Regions from separate parts of the Mus musculus genome. Here region 2 is linked to region 1. The links are chromatin loops, found by intact Hi-C in ENCODE. Cell type or tissue: left cerebral cortex. All regions are shown on one strand. Links, peaks and the distances in the headings refer to the core of each region. The heading gives the core; the rest is flanking DNA. Region 1 overlaps Prrxl1 (paired related homeobox protein-like 1). Region 2 has its middle 5.8 kb from the start of Wdfy4.

Evidence for each region. Hi-C counts contacts between places; a loop is a spot of excess contacts. Peaks named below come from ENCODE experiments on the same cell type or tissue, not always from the same donor. Only the 100,000 strongest peaks of a DNase experiment are listed, where the experiment ranks them.
Region 2: a loop joins it to region 1, with 2.8 times the contacts of the local background. A loop is called at or near these places in 8 of 42 quality-filtered maps.

The regions. Positions count from the first base shown.
Region 1 is chr14:32,608,186-32,611,094 of GRCm38, reverse strand. It overlaps Prrxl1 (paired related homeobox protein-like 1), which reads right to left. Exons shown (of 7, transcript NM_001347590.1): 5 at 2,841-2,909; 6 at 2,642-2,754. Among named protein-coding and RNA genes, the nearest start is that of Prrxl1, 10 kb to the right of the region's middle. In left cerebral cortex, for the core only: a CTCF peak has its summit at 1,427 (motif pointing left); a DNase peak (open chromatin) is centred at 1,444.
Region 2 is chr14:33,189,376-33,192,284 of GRCm38, reverse strand. It overlaps a transcript of Wdfy4 not described here. Among named protein-coding and RNA genes, the nearest start is that of Wdfy4, 5.8 kb to the right of the region's middle. In left cerebral cortex, for the core only: no CTCF peak of the experiment used is centred there; a DNase peak (open chromatin) is centred at 1,341.

The DNA.
Region 1 (2,909 bases), core at 197-2,696:
TGCTCACTTGCTCTTTCTGCTGTGAATGCATGCAGTCCAGAGCTGAGTGCTCAGTAGAGGCCCAGGCTGCTGCCATCTTGACTCTCGGGCTCACAGAGCTTTAAGAAGCAAACGCCCCTGGCTTATAAATCTCGGTCTCTGTGCTTCTTTATAGTTGCTCAGAGGTAAGACAGGAATATCCCAAAGAAAAACACATTTCCGACTTCTCTAGAAAATTCAGAAATTCTAGCAAAACTGTCCCCTCTCCCACTTGCCACCATGAGCTGGCTTGATAGGCCACTGGCCCTTTTCGGGCAAAGCCTTCTAACCTTTCTTACCCCACCCCCACCTCTGCCCATTCCAAATCTGAGGGTTCCTCAGCATCATCACTGTCTCTGGTGATGGACAATTCTGCCTTTTACCCATGCCTGTCTCGAAGCAGAAAATGGCAAAGCAAAAGGGCCCCATGCTTTCAGAAAAGAAGTCAAGAGCTAGCTCGTGCCTGGGGAGGCAGAGTACACAGTTCCGTTTTCTCACGTTTGCCTGTCTTAGAACACTGGTTCTCAACCTGTGGGCCATCATCCCTTTTGACAAACCTGTATCTCCAGGATCATATTTACATTATGATTCATAGCAGTAACAAAATTATACTTATGAGGTAGTAACAAAAATAATTTTATGGCTGGGAGTCACAACATGAGGAACTATATTAAGGTAGAGAACCGTTGCTCTAGAAGCATCCCAGCATGCTATGGGTCCCAACAGGTCTTGTTTTTCCACCCTTTCTCCATTCCTAACCCTGCCCTGCCAGGAGGAGCGTATGTACCCAAGGACACGGGAGGCTGCCGGGCAGGCCCCTGCAAAGCACAGAGATGGGCCTGTGTCTAGTGAGCACACAGTGACTCTTGCCACTCTGCCACTCTGCAGGGTTTTCACCATCCCAGATCCCCCAAAGCAATGTAGTATCAGAGGAATTCAGTTCCCAACGTGCACTCGACCATCTCTGGGGGTGCACAGCCCAGCTGCGGGGGGATTAATGAAGGGACAGAAGGGAGACAGGGAAGGGGAAAGCAGGGAAGGAGACAATGAGTATGTGAAGCTGGTCCAACTCAGCAGCAGCCCGCTCCCAGCCCTGCCCTTGACTTAGGACATCACCAAGGTGGATGCCCCCTAAGACATGGATAGCACAACCCTAGCTCTGACCCTCTGCGCATCTGCTGCTTGTGGACCCTTCTACCCTTCCTTTCCTGAAGTTTAGCTTTTTGCCCACTACACCCTCCTCACTACAGGCAAAGGTCCAGTGCCCTATTGACCAAAGAGAGAGACACCCCAAAAATTACAAGAAAGGAAAAATGTGCAAAAATGTGCTGGAGTGCACTGAGGGAAACATGTTTACTAGAAGTAGGTAACTATTCGCTGCTGAACTGGCCCACAGTGCAGCTGACAGCGCCCCCTGCAGCTGACAGAGATCACTGCAGCTGACAGAGATCACTGCAGCTGACAGAGATCACTGCAGCTGACAGAGCTCACTGTGGTTGACAAAGGTCACTGGGGCTGACAGAGCTCACTGAAGCTGACATCACTCACTGCAGCTGACAGAGCTCACTGTGGCTACACAGATATGTACAGCTCACAGCACTACATAGATTTGGACGTCAGAGCTTTGAATTAGGGAATCTCTGCTTGTAATTGTGTCCTGTGCATATGGCTGGAGGTTCCTCAGTGTGTGTGTGAGTGTGTGTGTGTGTGTATGTGTGTGTGTTTGTGTGTGTGTACATGTGTGTGTGTGTACATGAGTGTGTGTGTACATTTACTCCAACACAGCTGCTTTAGAGGAACCCCTTGGGAGCCAGTGACATCTGAGACCACAAGAGCATAGCAGGGAATGAGCATTCTATAGCCCAGGAGGCCTCACTACTGCCTTTTCCCAGGGAAGAGCCCCTGTCCCACCCACTCCCCCTCCCTCAGACCTCTAGCAGCCTCCCACATCCACTCGGGAGCTTTCCCTTGTTCTTGGCCAACACAGCTGCCAGACTTACTAAACATCTCTAGTGGTGTTTGTTCTGTCTTGTTTTGTTTTGTAGCCTGGAATCCAAAGACACCAGATGTGCCTTTACCTCTGGGGACAGTGCCCTCAGAAATCCCCAGGGATCAGCCCTGCAAAGGTCTTTGTTCTAGGCTTGACCAAACACCTACAGCAGATTTCCTACCTTCCATAATCCTAGCCACTGACAAGCCATCATACGCCCTATGGGTTCAGACCTCTAGCCCCAGGAATCCTTGAGGAGCACAAATAAGCAAAATGCACATAGGAGCCGGTTGAAAGCAGAGACAGCCACCACCACCACCACCACCACCACCACCACCACCACCCAGAGCTCCCCCGTGAGCACCTTGAACTGTGATGAGGGTGGCTGCAAGCTGTGGAGTGGTTGCCTCTGAAAGGGCTGCCTCTAAGAAAAGCTCTGGGTTGGTTTAAGATGAAACTGAGTAACATCCACCTGCACTCGGGCTGTTTGAAATCTAACAGGACAGCAAGTGGGTGGTGCCTGTGATCCTGCTGTGACTGGTAGGAGCAGAAGTTTGCTCAGCAGAGACAACAGGGAGGCCAGACAGTCTCCACCCTCTCTACCAACCCCACCTCTGCCCCGGCCAACCTTACCTTTCAGAGATGCCACATGGGACAGGGCCTGGGCATACGTGGCTGTGTTCAGGAGGGTCCCTGGCAAGCAGGAGGGGAAGAAAGGCCCGGTAGGGCCCACTGTGCGTCCCAGGCTGTCAAAAACAAAAATGTTCCATTGAGGTTCAGCCTGTCTACAGAGCTACCCCAGACTCCTAATCTTGGAGTCAGCTAATCTTACCTCTGCTGGGCCTCCAGGGCCTCCTTCTTGCTCCGGGTCTGGTCCCCTGGGGGTGGAGAGTTGATGTTC
Region 2 (2,909 bases), core at 86-2,585, 580 kb before region 1:
TGGGTGAACCTAACCGATTTAGGTCACAGAAATGTGTAATAAAATAATCAGTTCATATTACCTTTGTTTTAATCTATACTATTTAATTACAAGTTCCTATAATTTAAACTATTACGGCACAGAAATTGGATCAATTATACAGAATTAAATTCCATGGAGATGAACTAGAGAGATGGCTCACCTTTAAGAGCACTTGCTGTTCTTCCAGAGAATCCACAGTTCAATTCCCAGCACCCATGTTGCAGCTCACAAATGTTTGTAACTCCAGGTTCAGCGTATATGATGCCCTCTTCTGGCCTCTTGAAGTACTGCACAAACATGGTCACAGACATACATACTCACAATACACACACACACACACACACACACACACACACACACACACACAAAGACCAACATGCAGAACAGGTAAGAGAGTTTTAGTTCACATAAATAATTTTAACCATGGTGATATAAACACAACAAGCAAAATGAGACTTCAGCGAGAAGAGGGGTTAGGGGTAGCTATGCTGAAGTCCTTGCTCTCTGTAGAACAAATATTGCCTAAACTGGATACCCACAGAGGTGAACACAAGTGCATACATTCATGAATAAACTTACTGAATGGACATATAAAATATAACCAACAAGTCTTAAAGCCAGTTTTAGTAAAGTGAAATGCAATATTACAAATCACACAGAAGCCAGCGAAAGAAAGAAGACCGTGCAGGCCTGATGATTTTCATGTTCATTTGTCTCCCCTGCCCCCGACTCTCTTCTGTCTCCTCCCCCTCCTTCCCAGGGCTATGCCTGGCCTATGGCCACGTACTTAGGAAGAAGTGTGCTTTCACTGAGCTACATGCCAGGCCAGTTTCCTTGATTTTTATGTTCAAAGGTGATGCCTAACACGAATTAACCCTGGAGGAGAATTAGTTACGGCTCTCACTGCAACCAGCACATGGCCAGCGACCGTTTGTCCAAGTGGGAGATGGTCCCAGGCGAAAGGCAAAGTCATTTCTCAGGTTCTTACAAACGGACTTTTCTTTGCCACATGTAGGAATAATTTCACAAAGAAACCCCATCAAGCCACGATTAGTATTTAAAGAACAGCTTTTCCTTCCCTCCTGGATCCTGTCTGCTCTGCACTCATCCTGTCTACAGGGTCCTTTGCTTTACACCGCATGCACCATCATTCGGAATGACCCTCCCTTGGCCCTCCACCTGCCCATGACAGCCAGGAGGGGGTGGGATTGGTTACACCAGATGCCTGTCAACATTACAGATCTATACATAGGGTGCAGAACACCACCTTAGGCCACATGGTCTGTCCTTATTTTTAATCTCTGCTACTCCAGATTTAGAGGTGTGAGATAGATGCTCAGAGTCCTGCAGTTTAGTGGCTTCAACTGGGCAGTTTCCTGTTCTCTGCAGTGAAGGGTTTGAGGAAGTTAAACTAGTATTGGCTAGTATACTGTGCCTCCCACGCCACACTCCTTCTAAGTAGAAAGCCCATAGAAGTAGATACTATCATGACAAAAGAGGCAGGTTGGATATGCAAAGATAGGCCTCAAATATTTCCTCTCATCTGTGAAAGCTAGAAACATACCAAAGGAAAAAGAAAGAGAAAGAGAGAGGGAGAAAGAGAGAGGGAGAGAGAGAGAGAGAGAGAGAGAGAGAGAGAGAGAGAGAGAGAGAGAAACAGAGGACCCAGCAGGAAAGAGTAAGGGGCTAAGGGGTGGATGGGAAAGGGAAAGGAGATTATAGCAGAGCTTTAGGCAAGGTGGAGACCATCAAAAGGAGGATTGTGTGTGGCTGGAACTGTCACCTGCTTAACCCATTGATACATACAATTAATACACATTAATAATTATAATGCAAAACAAAAGAAAATATAGCCAGCAGGAAACACCTGGTCCTGTCCCACAGTTCCTCCACTCAGGTGAGGGACCTGACCAGCCCTATTTCTTTTCCTGACATTTAGTGAGAGGGCCTGAAACAAGGCTGGCGAAGCCGCCGGAAATGCACTCTAGACAAAGTCTCTGCTGTGCCCACAGTAGGTCCCTTGTGACAAGGGGTCCAAGACACCTGCTAGTTTACAGTACTTAATTTCATGGAAACAGAATCTGTGTGACTCCGTGACGGGTTTTCCCATCTCAGAGGAAGAAACAGCCGCAGTGCAGTTAAATGTGCAGGCCTTGGTCGGAGTACGGATCCCTATCCCGGAAGCTGGTGCGTGCGTGCCGTGCGTCAGCTTCCGTCTCTCCAGCTCCAGGCTTCCTGTCACCCTCTTCAGCACAGGTGCAGTACATCCGGTAGGAGCTGATGCTGCTGAGCATCTCTGGCAAGATCTTTGGGGGTAGGCGCGATGGGGAGCCATGTTGCTGGCAAGAGGGGGCTGTGGAGTCGGCCACAGGTGCAGTGCTGCAGCTTCCGTTCCGAACAGAAACCCCGGGGCAGAGGGTTGTGCCAAGCAGAGATCCAGGCATGACCTCTATCCTTGCAACAGATGTTCCTGGGGCAGGAGATAGCCCATTTCATCTATCTTCACAGTCTCCAGGGAGATTCCATCTGAGAGAGGCATTCAACCTCAGTCAAACTCACACATCCAAGAACAGAAACAATCTCGTTCTTTCTGCTCCACCACCCAAAATGTGCTACCCCCAGGAGGGTTGCTGACCCCACAGGGTCCGTTGCAGTTAACCCCAGCCTCCTGACCGTGGCCGTTGGGTCCCTCTGCAAAAAAGCACGTTAACATATGGTGTCTCGCAGGGTCTATGAGGAGGAAGCCAGCAACTGGTCCTGTAGGTTGCAGGATGAGAAACGCCCATGAGTCTGGTGCCCCCTCCCCCGCCCCCGTTTCATGGAACTTGGGGCCGGGTGTTCTGGTCTGCGTAGTGCAGCTGGGTTTCCCTAGCCTCAGGGGATCTCTC